2 separate regions of the Homo sapiens genome follow, and region 2 is linked to region 1. Evidence: chromatin loops called from intact Hi-C (ENCODE). Cell type or tissue: heart left ventricle. All regions are shown on one strand. Each heading gives the region's core, and the rest is flanking DNA. Links, peaks and the distances in the headings are about the cores only.

Evidence for each region. Hi-C counts contacts between places; a loop is a spot of excess contacts. Peaks named below come from ENCODE experiments on the same cell type or tissue, not always from the same donor. Only the 100,000 strongest peaks of a DNase experiment are listed, where the experiment ranks them.
Region 2: a loop joins it to region 1, with 2.1 times the contacts of the local background. A loop is called at or near these places in 16 of 110 quality-filtered maps.

Annotation. Positions count from the first base shown.
Region 1 is chr3:156,688,573-156,698,922 of GRCh38, reverse strand. TIPARP (TCDD inducible poly(ADP-ribose) polymerase) reads right to left here. Exons shown (of 6, transcript NM_015508.5): 3 at 4,735-4,903; 4 at 2,898-3,058. Among named protein-coding and RNA genes, the nearest start is that of TIPARP-AS1, 18 kb to the right of the region's middle. In heart left ventricle, for the core only: no CTCF peak of the experiment used is centred there; no DNase peak of the experiment used is centred there.
Region 2 is chr3:156,801,494-156,806,379 of GRCh38, reverse strand. The region is part of intron 1 of LINC00886 (long intergenic non-protein coding RNA 886); the gene reads left to right. Among named protein-coding and RNA genes, the nearest start is that of LINC00886, 13 kb to the left of the region's middle. In heart left ventricle, for the core only: no CTCF peak of the experiment used is centred there; no DNase peak of the experiment used is centred there.

The sequences.
Region 1 (10,350 bases), core at 2,882-5,381:
TAATGTTGGTATGTTAACCCCCTCCCATGAATCACGATGTTCTTAATGGCATCTAAAATGGTAAATCCTTCCCAAAAGTTTTCCAATTTACTTTGCCCAGATCCATTAAAGGAACCACTATGTATGGCAGCTATAGCCTTACAAAATATACTGTTAAAATAGGAGGTCTTGAAAGTCAGAATGACTACTTGATAAGTGGGCTGCAGAATGGATGTTGTATAGCAGGCATGAAAACACTAATCTGTACATCTCCATTAGAGCTCTTGGGTAACCAGGTGCATTGTCAATGAGCAGTAATAGTTTGAAATAAGTCTTTTTTTCTTGAGCAGGTCTCAATAGTGGGCTTAAAATATTCAGTAAACCATGCTATAAACAGATGTGCTGTCATCCACACTTTTTCCATTTATAGAGCACAGGCAGAGTAGATTTAGCACAATTTTCAAGGGCCCTAGGCTTCAACTTAAAGTCACCAGTTGCATTAGCCCTTGACAAGATAGCCCTGTCCTTTAAAGCCAAGCATCAACTTCTCTCTACCTATGAAGTCCTAGATGGCATCTTCTTCTAATATAAGTTTGTTTTGTCTACACTGAAAATCTCTTGTTTAGTTTAGCCACTGTCATCAATGATCTCAGCTAGATTTCTGGATAACTTGCTACAGCTTCTACATCAACACTCCCTGCTTCACCTTGCACTTCTATAAGAGAGATGGGCTCTTAAACCTCATGAACCAACCTCTGTTAGGTTTAAACTTTCTTCTGCAGCTTCCTCACCTCTCTCGGCCTTGAAAGAACTGAAAAAAGTTAGGGCCTTGCTCCGGATTAGGCTTTGGCTTAAGGGAATGTTGTAGCTGGTTTGATCTTTTATCCAGATCACTAAAACTTTCTCTATATTAGCAAGAAGGCTGTTTTACTTTCTTATAATTCGTGTGCTTACCAGAGTAGCACTTTTAATTTCCTTCAAGAACTTTTCCTTTGTATTCACAACTTGGCTAATGTTAAGGCACAAGAGGCCTAGCTTTTGGCTTATCTCAGCTTTCAACATGCCTTCCCCACTAAGCTTAATCATTTCTGGCTTTTGACTTAGAGATGTGTAACTCTTCCTTTCACTTGAACACTCTGCCGTCTTATGTGGGTGCTGTTCTTGGCACCCCAAAACAAATGTAACATAAAGATCACCGGTCAGATCACCATAACAGATACAATAATAATGAAACACCTGAAATATCCGAAGAATACCCGAAATATGATTCAGAGACACAAAATGAGCGCATGCTGTTGAAAATACAGCACTAATAGATTTGGCTTGACCTAGTGCTGCCACAGACCTTCAATTTGTAAAAAACACAATTATCTGTGAAGTACAATAAAGCAAAGCACCATAAAACAAGATATGCCTGTATAATGAAGGCATATTTGTGGCATTAATTGTATTGCTGCTTATATTATCTTTATAGTTCATACTTTTACAAAACAAGCCTAAGCTTCAAAAAAAAAAAAAAAAGAGGGCATATTCCATAATTACTTATCATGAGATAAAAACAGACGCATTTTCACCATTCACCGAAACTTTCCAACAATGCAGAACTTGCATTCTTACCCTCACACAGAAGTTCTATCTTGCTTGATTGGCTCAGCATGCCAAGCTGCTGGTCTCACTAATGGGTTCTACTATCTCACCAGGAGGACAATATATTCCTAACTACTGGACACTGACACTATCTCCAGCTGTGCTAGTAAAATCACAGAAATGGCATTTTTACTAGTTCTAATTTTTTAAGAAACCCTACAAGGTAAAATTTTTCTAACGGGCACTTAGAAGAAAGAACACACTTAACCCAATCCAATATATATTTCTAAGATTAATCTTACTACAAATTTCTTTTGGATACTGATCATTTCAGGGATTTTTATTTGTATTTTGTTTTTACTGTTCCCCTTCCAAACATGGGATTAGAATCACTAAGATTTTCTCATAACAACTTAGGGAAAACAGTTTGAGCTAAAATAAAAACAGTAGGAATATAAAAATGGTATCTTTTCCTCAAAGATCAGCACAAAAAAACCAACCATTACGCTAGACTTCTAAAGTTCATAAAACCAAGTAAACCTATACCATTTTCAAAATCAGTCTCTAAAAATAGCATATCTGACTGGAGTAGATAATGATTTCCCTAGAGATACTAATTTTCAAAGGTGGCCATGTGAATGGTAATGTGCCCCACCTTTTGGTATCTATAAAGATGTGCCACTGGGTTGTCTGGAGACCAAAGGAAGAAACAACTCTTGGCAAAATGGAAGAAAAGCTCACCTACAATTCAGAAGAGTGAGTTCAGTCCTAACCTTACATTAAGAAACTGTATTCTTAGTAAGTATGACAAGTAATTTTAGTGAGTATCACAAGAAGAGGTGGCTTACCTAGCAAATGAGAATGTAAATTATTTGAAAAGGTGAACTTTCCCCATTCAAATTCCCTCAAGTAAAAGGAAAACAAGAAATCACCTTGTAGGACTCTCCTCACTTGCCCCGGCAGTTTGGCTAAGTTGTCCTGTAACATAGAAGGGTCTCATCTTGAAAGTAGTTTCATGGAAGGAAAAAATCTTCCATGAAGGAGGTAAATGCAAGTTCTGTGACTCATTCCAGACACAATTATATTTAGTTGTGGAAAAATGTTAACTCTAAAAAATCCAATAAGTTACTCATTCTTCTAGTGTAACTGGATTTATTGTAGCTTATTTACACTCAATTTGTTGAGGAATTAAAATCCAAAGACTAATTTGGAATTTCACATTCTAGGAGTACTAACCAAGGTAGACTCTTATTTATTTTTTATCTCTAGTATTCAGGAATGCATTTACATAAAATGAGAGTAAATATTGCAACTTCATACTCGACACTTACTGTAAATATGGAAGCAGTATAAAACAGGAGCGGAAGAGGGGTCTCCTTTTTATCTCTCTCCTGAAGAATGAATTGTGGAGGATGTAGTGGTTATTCCACATCATAAATCGAACCTCTTTCAGACCCCGAGAGTTGGCTTCTTCAATCAATCGAATGACAGACTATGGAGGAGAAAACAGAACAAAAAAAAAAAAAAAAAGGAAAGTTAATAATCATGGTTAAAAATGAAAATTAACCAAAGGCAAAAGTTAACCTCACAGGAATTTCAATAAAGTACAGTGAGTCTAAATAACTCCCTTTATATGCTAAGATTTTTTTTCCCTTCCAAGTATGTAGGGTGGAAAGATGCTCCCTGTTCATAAGGCATGGATTTCCACCTTACAAAACATGTGGGGCCCAGGGAACTATTTTATTCTATTTTGAGCCTTAATAATATCATAGAGAGTTTTCGTTCATATTTCTTAAGGGAGTTTTCAAAAGAGGAATTAAAGATAGTGATGTTGGCCAGTATCAGTGGCTCACGCCTGTGAGCCACTCCCCACGCTTTGGGAGGCAGAGAAAGGAGGATTGTTTGAGGCCAGGAGTTCGAGACTAGACTGGGCAACATCGCAAGATCCTGTCTCCACAAAAAATAAAAAATAAAAATTAGTTGAGTATGGTGGCATGCACCTGTAGTCCCAGCTATTTGGGAGGCTGAGGCAGGAGCACTGCTTGAGCCCAGGAGTTCAAGATTATAGTGAGCTATGATTGTGCCACTGTACTCCAGCCTGGGCAACAGAGCAAGACCTCTCTCTCAAAATAAATAAATAAATAAATAAATAAAATTTGAAAAGGTGGTGGTATATAAAGTTCAAGCTCTAAACCCAAAAAACTTCTCAGAGGAAAAACACAGGAACAGTCTGAGTATTCTGAGAGTACATTTTAAACAGCCTTGTATTCTATTTGGAAGGTAGATAACTAGTGATTACCAAGTATTCTGAGAGTACATTTTAAACAGCCTTGTATTCTCTTTGGAAGGTAGATACTAGTGATTACTTAAACTTACTTAGTTTAATATTGTGTTTAACAATAATTAACATACTAGGTTTTTTTCTTTTGCTATTGTCTTTAAAAATAAAAGTAAGGTAGATAAGTTGTTCCCCCCTTTTGTAATGCTGGAAATGAACTTAAATTGAAAAAGTCAGATCTTTGGAATGTGAAATTAATCTCTAAAGTCCATTTGAGGTTGTTTAAATGACTCAGAATTGTCATTCAGAAGCAAAGTAAACCATCATCATTTTAAAACCTTGCTTTGAGACTGAAGGGCTATTATCACTGTCTCAGACTAAGGATGCAAGTGCACATAGGAGAAAATTGTAAATAACTGATTTCCCTGACCACAGCTCAATAAACATTTTCAAGTACTTCTTCCAGAGACATGAGTGATTGTTTCCATTGGGCTTCTAAAATGCTAAGTGTAACACTTGATCCAATCTCCATAAGCCCAAGAGCCAGATATAATCAAAAGTTATACCAATTCTCATGTCGTGAAAATTACTCCACAGGCGGCAACAGGTCAAAATATTTCATCTCTATAATGCAAGATTCTGTGGAAAGCATTTTATTTATCTGATAATAGTGGTATGCTATCTTTGGATTTCAAATTAATGGAAAGAAATAAATTTTAAGAAAAAGAGAAAAGTTTTCTTGTATCAATGAGACTCAATTTTATATTCATAAGCTGTTTGATTATATGCATAGTTCTGCCTAGTCATTGTTGTAAAGAAAGAATAAAAGAATACAGGAAGAAAAAAATAAATTTGAAAAATGTACTTGTCAACAAAGAATCTGTAAATACCTCGGGATACTCTCTCCATCCAAAGTGGTCCCTACAGAAGAATTTCCAGACTGTGTGGTAAATAGAGTTGACATTGCTAGAGGGTGGTGTGGACAGCCTTCGTAGTTGGTCAAATTCAGTTGTTTCATACACGTTCATGGCATTCAAATCTGCCCAAAATTCTTGTCCTCTAAAAAAAAACAAAAACAAAAAAAACCCAAAAACCTGTTAATAAATTTGTAAAACAGAAATATCTAAAAATATCATTGGACATTAAAAATACATAGCATAGCCTGTTGTAGAATTTTCAAAACTTGCTTTACTTGGAGTAAAAGCATATTTATTGCCGGTTGTTTCCACAGCATCCATTTCCTACATGCCCTTTCTAATCAAGACCAAAATTTCTAGGCCATGGAATTATAGTAAGATTGATTTAACCCCACAGCACCACTGGCCTAACCCAATCAAAATAAGCCCACCCTCCACTCTACAGTGGGCTGGCCTCAGCCAATCAGGGAGTCAGTTTTACTATGATGCTATATGTAGAAACTAAACATAGACAGAAAATTTCTCTTCAAGCTTGACCTTTTTTTCAGAGGCCATCAGTTTACTTGAGCCAATACAGGAATACACAGTATTGCCTGATCAAAGACAGAATAAAAGAAGGGAAAAATAAAATGAATCCGGATAAAGCCAGTATTAATCCACCCAACATCAATATTATCTTTTATCCTGTGGGTTGAAAAATGTTGGCAAAACATGAAGAAAAAAAAAGTTTGGATTATTATGAGGTTTAGCTTTGAGAATATTTTGGTCATCTTATTATCTGGTCGACTGCTGCTGAATCATTCCTTTACAAATGTCTCCATACTGTTGGAGGGAAGTCCCACTATATGAATCAGACTCATTTAATAATTTATAAAAGGTAGTCCAATAAAAACATTTGTGTTTCCTCTTTTATGGAACTTCACCTAGAGTTTGAAACATTTGAACCATTATTTCAAATAACTGGCATAATGGTCATTATACTCTTCTCTCTTTTCTTTTTTGTGTATGTTTGAAAGTTACTATAAGAAAATATAAAAAATTAAATATATGATAACAGCACAGATATTGTAGCATAGTGTACCACAGATTTCTAAATGGATGTCTACAACACAGGAAATACTCTAGATCTACAGGCATTCAGAAAGACTGGTACATGTGAAGTCTAGGTGTTGAGACAGATTTTCCCAATAATTAACTTATTTCCTTGCTGTAAATTAGGATTTTGAAAAGGATATTAAATTTGATCTGTGGTTGCACCACTGCACTCCAGCCTAGGCAAAAAGAGTGAAACTGTCTAAAAAAAAAAATTTGATCTACGGGTTTTGCTAGCTAGCACATTTTCCAAAATCTGCTCTTAGAATACTTGTTTCAAAAACTATTAACAGGTATTCTGTGCACAAAAGATTCTGCAGACAAATATTTGAAAAACAGATTATACAAATATTTGCCATCCTCTATCCCAATGTTCACAATTTATGAATCAGGTTCTACACTGAAAAAACAACCATATAACCAACTGATGAAGCCAAAAAGTATGGAACTTACAAAAAAGCAGTATACTCCTTTAAAATTCCTAAAGATCTTGCCAATAAACCCCAAACTTCTTGCTTAGTAAGAGTACTAACTAGTTGGATATGGTCTCAAAAACAACATATAATATTAATTAAGTATGAAATAAGATAATATAATGTAGTTTAAAATAATATTTGGCCACTGTTTTAAAATGATTTATGGTAAGTAGGAATATTTAATTCAAATAGAAAAATGTTTCTGGGAAATCCTAAAAAGTGAAACAAACACGACAAAACAAAAAAACAAAAAAAGTCCTGTAAACTGGAACTCCTATGCCTAAATTAAACTTCATATCAAGTTGCCTTAAGCAATTTTCATTAACTTTAGGAGAATCTGATGTTATGATTGGGAAGTGAGATAAAAAACTTTCTCCCTGTTAAGATTGTTTCAAGTTTCTAAACATATTTTTCCCCCTTTAAGCTTATCGCCCAGCAACTGTTCCCAATTATGAGTCACAAATCCTCAGTATTTCCTTTAAGGAGTTCTTAGAACAGCAGTCATTATGTTAACATGCATTATAATATAAACAGCCAATGCTTTTTGCTGTTTAGTGTCAGATTTTATTCTGGACATCACTCTAGCAATTTCTGTTTAAGCCTGTATTACTGAGACTTCATAGATAATGATTTGCATGAGAAAGACATCTACAACTGCAGCTTTTGCTACATTCTCTGTGCATGTCAGTCCTTTGGGCATTATGAAGTTTCTACGACAAATCCTAATTTACTACAATCAACTGTTCTTTGGATTGATGTATCAAAGTACTGTTTTAGCTCTATTTGATTTTCAATATGCTTTTTCTAAACTTGACAGAGACAAAAATCATAAATTTGAAAAACATTAAATTATCTTTTTGTAAGATTAATTTTACCACCTGCTCTCCCTTAAACAGGGAATGCTTTAAAAATCTAAAGCCAAGAGGTTTTTTTCTCCACAATCTGCATCAGCATAAATGTGTGCAATATGGGTGCCAAATGTTCAACAGCCACCACATTCTTCTTTATCAAACTATTGCTTCCTATTATCAGAAAGCAATTATGAGTCATCTATGTATGATAATCGTGATGGTGGGCTCTACTGGGCAATACACGAAGAATTAAACAGATGTAGTCCCTGTCTTCCAGGGGCGTTAAGAAAGGAATAACTAACAAAATGTAAGCCAAAGAAGCAGTACATCTGCCTATCTAAATTCACCAGTGGCAAGTACATTCAGGAAATAAGAGACAAAGAATAAACATGCAGCAATATGGGAGAGGAGGTGGTTATTGGCATCCAGTAATGGATAAAGGTCAGGAAAATTAAGAGGTTTTACTTTATCAATCCAAGATAGCTTTCTGCAAGAAGAAGAATCTTAGAAGCAGTTTAAATAACAGGAAATATCACTGTAAGTAAAGAGCTGTAAGAACAAGGAAAAAGAGGTCTCCAAGCACTTTGCTTCTTGAAAGACGGGTGGAGACAGGATTGGTACTAGTTGGAAAAGGAGACCTTCTAAACAGGGGTATCTGAGAGATGAGGAAATGGGAACCTGTAAATTCCTATAAGGGGGTAAAACAAGCAATGTGAGAGACTTCAGGCAACAAACTGTGGACGTTTAAGTCCAGGGTGTCAGAGCCTTAAGATATAAGGTTAGGAATTTACAGTATTGAGCAGATGAAGTTAGAGTCAAAGCAGTAAATACAGGATGTTGGAAACTGAGCAAGAGAGACAGTGCTAGAGATTGGGGGTGTCTCTGTAAAAGCAAGGTGCAATAATCCTTGTGGATGAAAACCCCATCTGGTCTAAAGGCATCTCTACTGAGGGACAGCCAAAAAAGAGTATGGGTAATAGCCACTGTACAGTAGGATTTATATCTTGCTATTTGTATCAGATGGCTAAATCCATCAGTATTGTTTTATCTAAGATACAGCCCTATCATGAACCAGAAGAAAACAAAACCTTGTGAACAGACTGCTGATTTTTGCTATTAAGGGAAGAATGAACTTGAACCGCTGAAATATTAACAATTCTGTTTTTCCACATCTCACCACCACACATCCCACTATAAGAATCCATATACAACACTAATTTAAAATGCTGAAAAGGACGCCCATTCTCATAATTTAGATGCTTTATAACAATGGTTCTCCTCTTATTCAACAAATATCTGCACATACCAATTAAGCCAACATTTTCCGACATACATTACCAATGCATAGAGCACCAACACCCACATTAAGTCAGAAAGTATGCCGCACATATTTCTTTAATAAGTATACTAATATCTTAGTATTTAAGATCCTGAAAAGAAAGTAAAAAGGACCTATGACATGAATAATAAACAGTTGGAATGCAAACCAAAACTAAAAAAGAAAAAGATGCTAAATGAAACAGAAAATAGTAAGAACACGACTTCTTTCTCAGATAAATAGCTCTTGGGTTTATACATTTGGGAGCTCAGTAAAGAGTGTAACCATTTTAGGCAGTTTCTCTGTTTATAAAGTGTTTGTAACCAAGAAGAAAATGAGACCAAAAAAAAAGCAAAGTAATTTAAAGTAGACACATTAATTTGGTACTGGGCTCTGCTTTGGCCATAAGAAAATGAAAAAGGCAAAATGACACAGAGCACCAATCTAGTGGGAAAAGGAAACCTTGCAGCATAGTGTGAAGTGTGGCACAAAGGTGGTCAGAAGCAGATGGCTTACCTCTGCTGGAAAAGGTGTCAAGAAAGGTGGTCAAGGGAGTTGTTCCAGAGTGGATAAAATGTGAGCCAGGTCCAGCTACCAGGCAAACAATGGGAGGCAGGACACCACATGCGGAGTGACTCCATGTGTAGAAGCTAACCAAACAAGGCACACAAGAATAGTGTGCAAGAGGCACACCCAGTTCATGTGGGAGGTTAGGGTATATGTATCTATGAGAGATAAGGGATAAAACTGGACTGGATAAGTTGGCTTGGGCCAGATAATGAAGAGCTTTGTTTACTGTGTTAAGAAGTTAGGTCTTGATTCTATGGGCAGTAGGAAACACCAGTGAATTTACAACAAAGTCCAGACTTGCCTTTATAAAGGTCACTCCAGTTGTAGTGGTATAGAAGAATGATTTACTTATTTATTTTTGGCAGTGGACAGGTAGAGAAAAACCATTCAACTGCTAAATATTAGGATATTTATCAATATTATTCTATGAACAGCCATGTATAGTTATTAGAACTGCACAAGAGACATATGATGAAAGAGGACTAAGGAGGCAATGTAGGAATGAGCTGAAGTATTTAAGAGTTAGAATTTAACTGCATGAAGGATAATTACACGTGGGGCAGAAGAGAGTGAAAAGAGTCTAGGATGTGTCCCATGTTTCTGGTCTGGGTGGTTGGATAATGGTGCTATTAACAAGACAAATTACCAGACGTACAGCAGGTTTAAGTGGGAAGGTGATAGAAATAAAACATAGAACTCAGACTTTGGCATAGGTTGATTAAATACAAAGTTTTCTGAATCCTACTCTGTACAGTTTTAACCAGATCGGTTAGACTTCAGAACCTTGGCTTCCTGCCTGTAAGAGCTAACTGGTTTCTCCAAGGATAAGCCTGTGACCTCAAACTAATTAACACACACCCTAATCAGCTAGACTCACCATACACAATTAGTAGTGTCCTTTTATTTTATTATTATGATGTAAAGTGAAAATATCTCCCAACACGGAGGGTCATAATGATAGAAAGATAAAGATTAAATGCAATGTGGAGAGTACTTGAGGTTCCGCTACTGGCTTGAGACAGGCACAGCAGATGGGATATGTTTGCCGCTGCTAAAGAAATTTCACTGGCGAACAAAATATAGCTGGCTTTTGATACCTGGCTTTGATATTTCCAGGACTCATTTAGCAATGCTGGAATATCTGGCAGCTTATATCCCTTCAAATGTGTTACAAGGTGATGAGAATCAAAGCCATGGCATACACAATACCAACACATTTTGTGAAAACAGTGTAGTTATTAAACTTCAGAAAACTATGTATTCGTAACTTTCTTCTTTAGAA
Region 2 (4,886 bases), core at 1-2,500, 110 kb before region 1:
GGCCACCACTCTAAAAGCATATAGGCTTCTTGACAATTGCTTTAAATCATAAGGAAATAAATGAATAAAATATGTGCTGTTGCACATATTTTAATCCTCAAATCAATACATTTTTCTCCTTAGTGTGGAGGACTGATTCTCTGTTGTGCATGGCGGTAATTCTGTTCACTGCATAAGTAGGTTCAAACAACAGAAATAACAGAAAGAGGTCAACCACATATTTTGGAGTTCTTGGAGTGGAATTTTTTTTAATAAACACCAAAGCTACTAGAAAGCTTATGAGAGCATGCAAAAGACATGGGTATGCCTTTGGTTCTAACAGATTTCCATGATAATACTGAATCAGTGGATCTCCTCTCCAAATGTTTCATTCTTAATACCTTTTTTCACTTAATATATCTTGAAGGTCATTCCATTTAGTACAATTATTGTTTACATTTTTATAGATGTACCATAATTTAATCAGTTCCCTGTTGATCAAAATTTAGGGATTTTTTTGGCCAACATTTTGTTAGTAAAACATTACTGCAATGAATAATTTTGACATACATCATTTTACGAGTGTGCAATTATATCTGAAGGATAAATTTCTAGAGTTGGAATTACCTGGTCAAGGGTGTGTACATTCGTAGTTTTGGTAGAATAGCTGGAGATTCATGTATTGCCATTTTCCCTCCCCACTCCCTAGCAGTTGAGAATTGTTGCAGTATAATGACAGATATTACTGACAATGGGAGAGTATGTTCCACATGTGAATCGTGTGGAGGCAGAAAAAATAGAATCACTGGCCCCCCGACGGCTTTTAGTTAGTATTTTTTATTCATCAAAGAGAGAATCTGCTTGACCAGGCTCGTCATGTCAAGCCCAGCCTCCTCAGGGTCTCCCAAAGTCACTAGCCCAGGCTTATTACCAACTTTGGTTATTACCACCTCAACTAAAGTCCAGTGTGGTGGCTCAGGGTCACCATGAGCCTAGAGCTGCCTCTCTAACAGGGGCTGTTGACTGAACAGGGTCTTATTGGAAGGAGCCTTGGACAGTCAAACATTTGGATTATCATATCTATAAGGGCAAATATAATCCCAGTTTTCCCAGGACAGTCCCCATTATGTGTGTGGCCTGATTACTAATAGCGCTCCCTTTCATATTCATAAGTTTCCAGTTTGGACTATAATTTACTAATATTGCATAAGGTGGGTCAGTTCACACTGTGTTGTAAGGAGCCCTGGAGGTTTGTAAAGGTGCCTAGGGAGAGACATTTAGAGGGGAAAAAGAAGCCAAGCAGGTGGGATTTGGGACACATTGTTACTGTCTAATGTGACTAAGAGAAGTTTAAGCTTATAATAAATGAACAGATTTCCACCTATTAGGAATTAGATGGTTCTTAAACCTTTTAAGTCAGATTAGTTGTTTTCTTTCTACTGATTATACACAATACACACACACACACACACTCACACACACTCTCTCTCTCTATTGGGCATTGTTTTCCTACCAAAATAGAGAATTGAAAATCTATTGAGGTAGTAATCCCTTGACCTCAGCAGATATAATATCCACACTTACCACATATTTGACAATTTAGATGGGGCTAGATCTTGAACTAATGGACCACACATGGCTTTTAGCAAGAGCTTCCCTGGCAGCACTTTCACCTTATACAGTCAGACTAGAGTCTGGTCTAGGTGAGAGAATGGGCAAGAATGACATTTTGAGTTCAGTTCAGAGATGCTTTATTTTATTTACTTCCAAGGCTGCATGTAAGCAGTACAAAGGATAGACATGAGGTAAGGCAGATGCAGCTGTCCATTGCCTCCTTTGTTTTCCAGAGACATCATAAATTTGATGGTCTTGGCAACTGGAGAGAATGAGATGTCTTGGAGGTCAGGGGAGCCCAGAAGTGTGGGCTTACTATCTTTCATACCTCCAGCCACATTAGCAACCAGAAACAACTTATGCTACCATATGAGGCAAAAAGGTTACCCAGCAAGCTGTTTCATTCAGGCTAATGTTCAGATTCCAGATCTTGAAAATGCTTGCTGTGCCTAGCCTGGTGCAATCTCTCCTTATCTACACCTGGGCAGCAGGGTGTAGTTTTCCACTAATTTTGCAGGCAGGCCTGCCCTTGGTCTACCACAAACATATTTAGCCTTTAAGTTCTCAAACAAACACTTGGCCTTTCGAATTAACATGGGCTAAAGGACATCTGTGTTGATTCTGATTGTCTAACTCCTAGTGCCAGGCTTTCCATTTTGCTAATCACTTTGCCTCATCTCTTGCTGATTACTCCTGATTGCAAAAGCCTGGCTCTTCAATTGCTTCCTGATTCTCTTTGTCCTTCAAAACTGTTTCTTCTGTGAAATAATTCATCCCTTACACACATGCAACTGTCATCATTTTCTCTTCACTTAAAATGTTTATTCTCTCCACTTTTGTTTCCATCATAGGCATATGCATCCTCTTCAAACAGTCTTCATAACTCTTCAAACATCCTTAAGCCTTTGTACTTTCTGGACACAATGGAGTTAAGAGTGTTCATAAAGTACCCCAAGATCTATACACAATCATAGCAAACAGGATCAATGACTAAAATGACCACCAACAAATGGTAATGTCATTAGCCTATGCTGAGCAGGACAGATGAACTTTTCCTCTGAAGCATAGTTTTGTGGATACATAAGGAAGTCCATTAATTTAAGCTTCTTAAAAAGAGAGGAGCATTTTTTTTTCTCCGTTTAACCTCTTTCTTCCCTTTCTCGATTTTTCAACTAAAGATGGCTTCAGATCATTTGTGGATTCCAAAGAAACTATTAATGGCTTGGATGACAGGGAAAAAATAAGTAGAATGGAATGAAATTGAAGATGACCTGCTATTTACATAATGAGGAATTAATGTAAATAAAAACACTTTTGTTTTAAACCACTAAAATATCAGGGTCACTTGTTATTGCAGCATAATTTAGCTTGACCTGACTGCTAATCCACCCATTAATTCCAGAAAGCAAAGGGAAAACAGCAATAGGGATGTTTGAGAGGAGAAAAAAAGTCAAAGAGATTGTGACAGCATGAGAGAGGAGATTTAGCTGCCAATTAGACATCAAGAAAGCCTCCAAAGTATATAATACAGGCTCTGATAGGAAGATTAAGGACCAGAGGATCCAAATGGAACAAACCTGCACAGTAACTTTCCTTCAGGAAATAGGAGGATAGTATTATGGACTAAGTGTTCCCCTCCCCAAATTTATATCTTGAAACCTTACTCCCCAGTGTGACAGTATTAGGAGGTGAGGCCTTTGGGAAGTAAAGATTACATGAGCTCATGATGTAAGAGCACTCATGAATGGGATTAGTGCCCTTATAAGGGCCATGAGAGAGCATGCTACTCTCTGCTCTTTCCCATGTGAGGATACAATGAGAAGTCAGCAGTCTACAGCCTAGAGTGACCTCACCAGAAGTCAACCATGTTAGCACCCTGATCTGGGATTTCCAGCCTCCAAAACTGTAAGGAATAAATTTGTACTATTCATATGCCAGCTAGTCTATGGTATTTTTGTCAATAGAAGCCCATACAGACCAACACAGGGAGAAAAAGAATGAATTAAAGAAAAAAACTATCTTATTCTTAGTTGCCTGTAAAGTAGAAATGAAACAGTCTTTTGGGACTAGGACTATGAGAAACTCCCAGGCTTTTCTTTCTTCTGGGCCAAATTTGACCACCTGAGGTATGATTGAAAGCCCCAGATGAAATTCTTAAGGTAGATCACACAAATCTCCATGAGGAAGTGCCATTTCAAATGAGGCATGGAGGTTGTAATTCTGGTCAGGCTACTGTCTGGTCCCAATTTCTATAGTTAATGCAACCTATGTAGAATGCAGGGGTCCCAGCTAGGGAAGCCAAGCCCTCAGATGGTGTACAACACAGGGAAAGGTGCTTTTTAGGGAAGTTTCTTACCTTTTTTATATACTTTATATCAACTGTATTTCTGATCTAGTTGATGTTGGAAGCCAGGAATTTTCTCTCTCGAGCTGAGAGACTTTATATTTAGAGGTGGGATTTTCCCATAGTTTGAGAATTTTGTATTCATTGTTAACATTGTTGCCAATATGGATAACTCCTGCCTGTGACAGGTACAGATTATGAGGTCAGTCACACCAACTTCCTAGGTCTCTAAGATGCATTAGGGCAGTGATTCTGAAATTGTGGTCCTTGGAGCATCAATATCACCTGGAAATTTGTTCCAGCTGCATCCAACACCTACTCAATGTAAAATTCTGTGAGTAGGGTCCAGCAATCTCAGCTTTAACAAGCCCTCCAGGGGATTCTAATGCACACTTAAGTTTGAGAACCACTGCATTATGGGTATCTGTCTGAACAACAAACATGCATTCTTTCTTAAGGCAAGTCTTAATAGCCCAAGGCCAAGACTGGTATTGTTCCACATCCTCCTCAGTTGGCAGCAGGCCTCACTATCTTCATAGTACATCTCAAAATGGAGGAGGCCATAGAAAGGGCTCAGTTCTTCTTATATTGCCGAATTGAGCACCTTAACCAACTCCTCCTGGGCCAATCCAGCTCCGGCCTAAGTCAGCTTTGGGACCCATAGACAACATAACCTTCATTGCTCTTGTATCTCCCTCCATGTAATTTCCACATAAGACTGTTAAGAGGCCTCTGATGAAATCTACCCTGCGAAGCCACTATTATCTCCATTCTATACACATGGAAACTGAGACATGGAGAATCTAGTAATTTGCCACAAAGTTAGTAAGTGATGGAGTTGGGATTTAAATCCAGTAAGTCTAACTTTAGAATCCATTGGGAAATTGTTTGGAACATTCCCAGATGCACACTTTGAAAATGCTACTCTGAGAAATACTGTCTACATTGA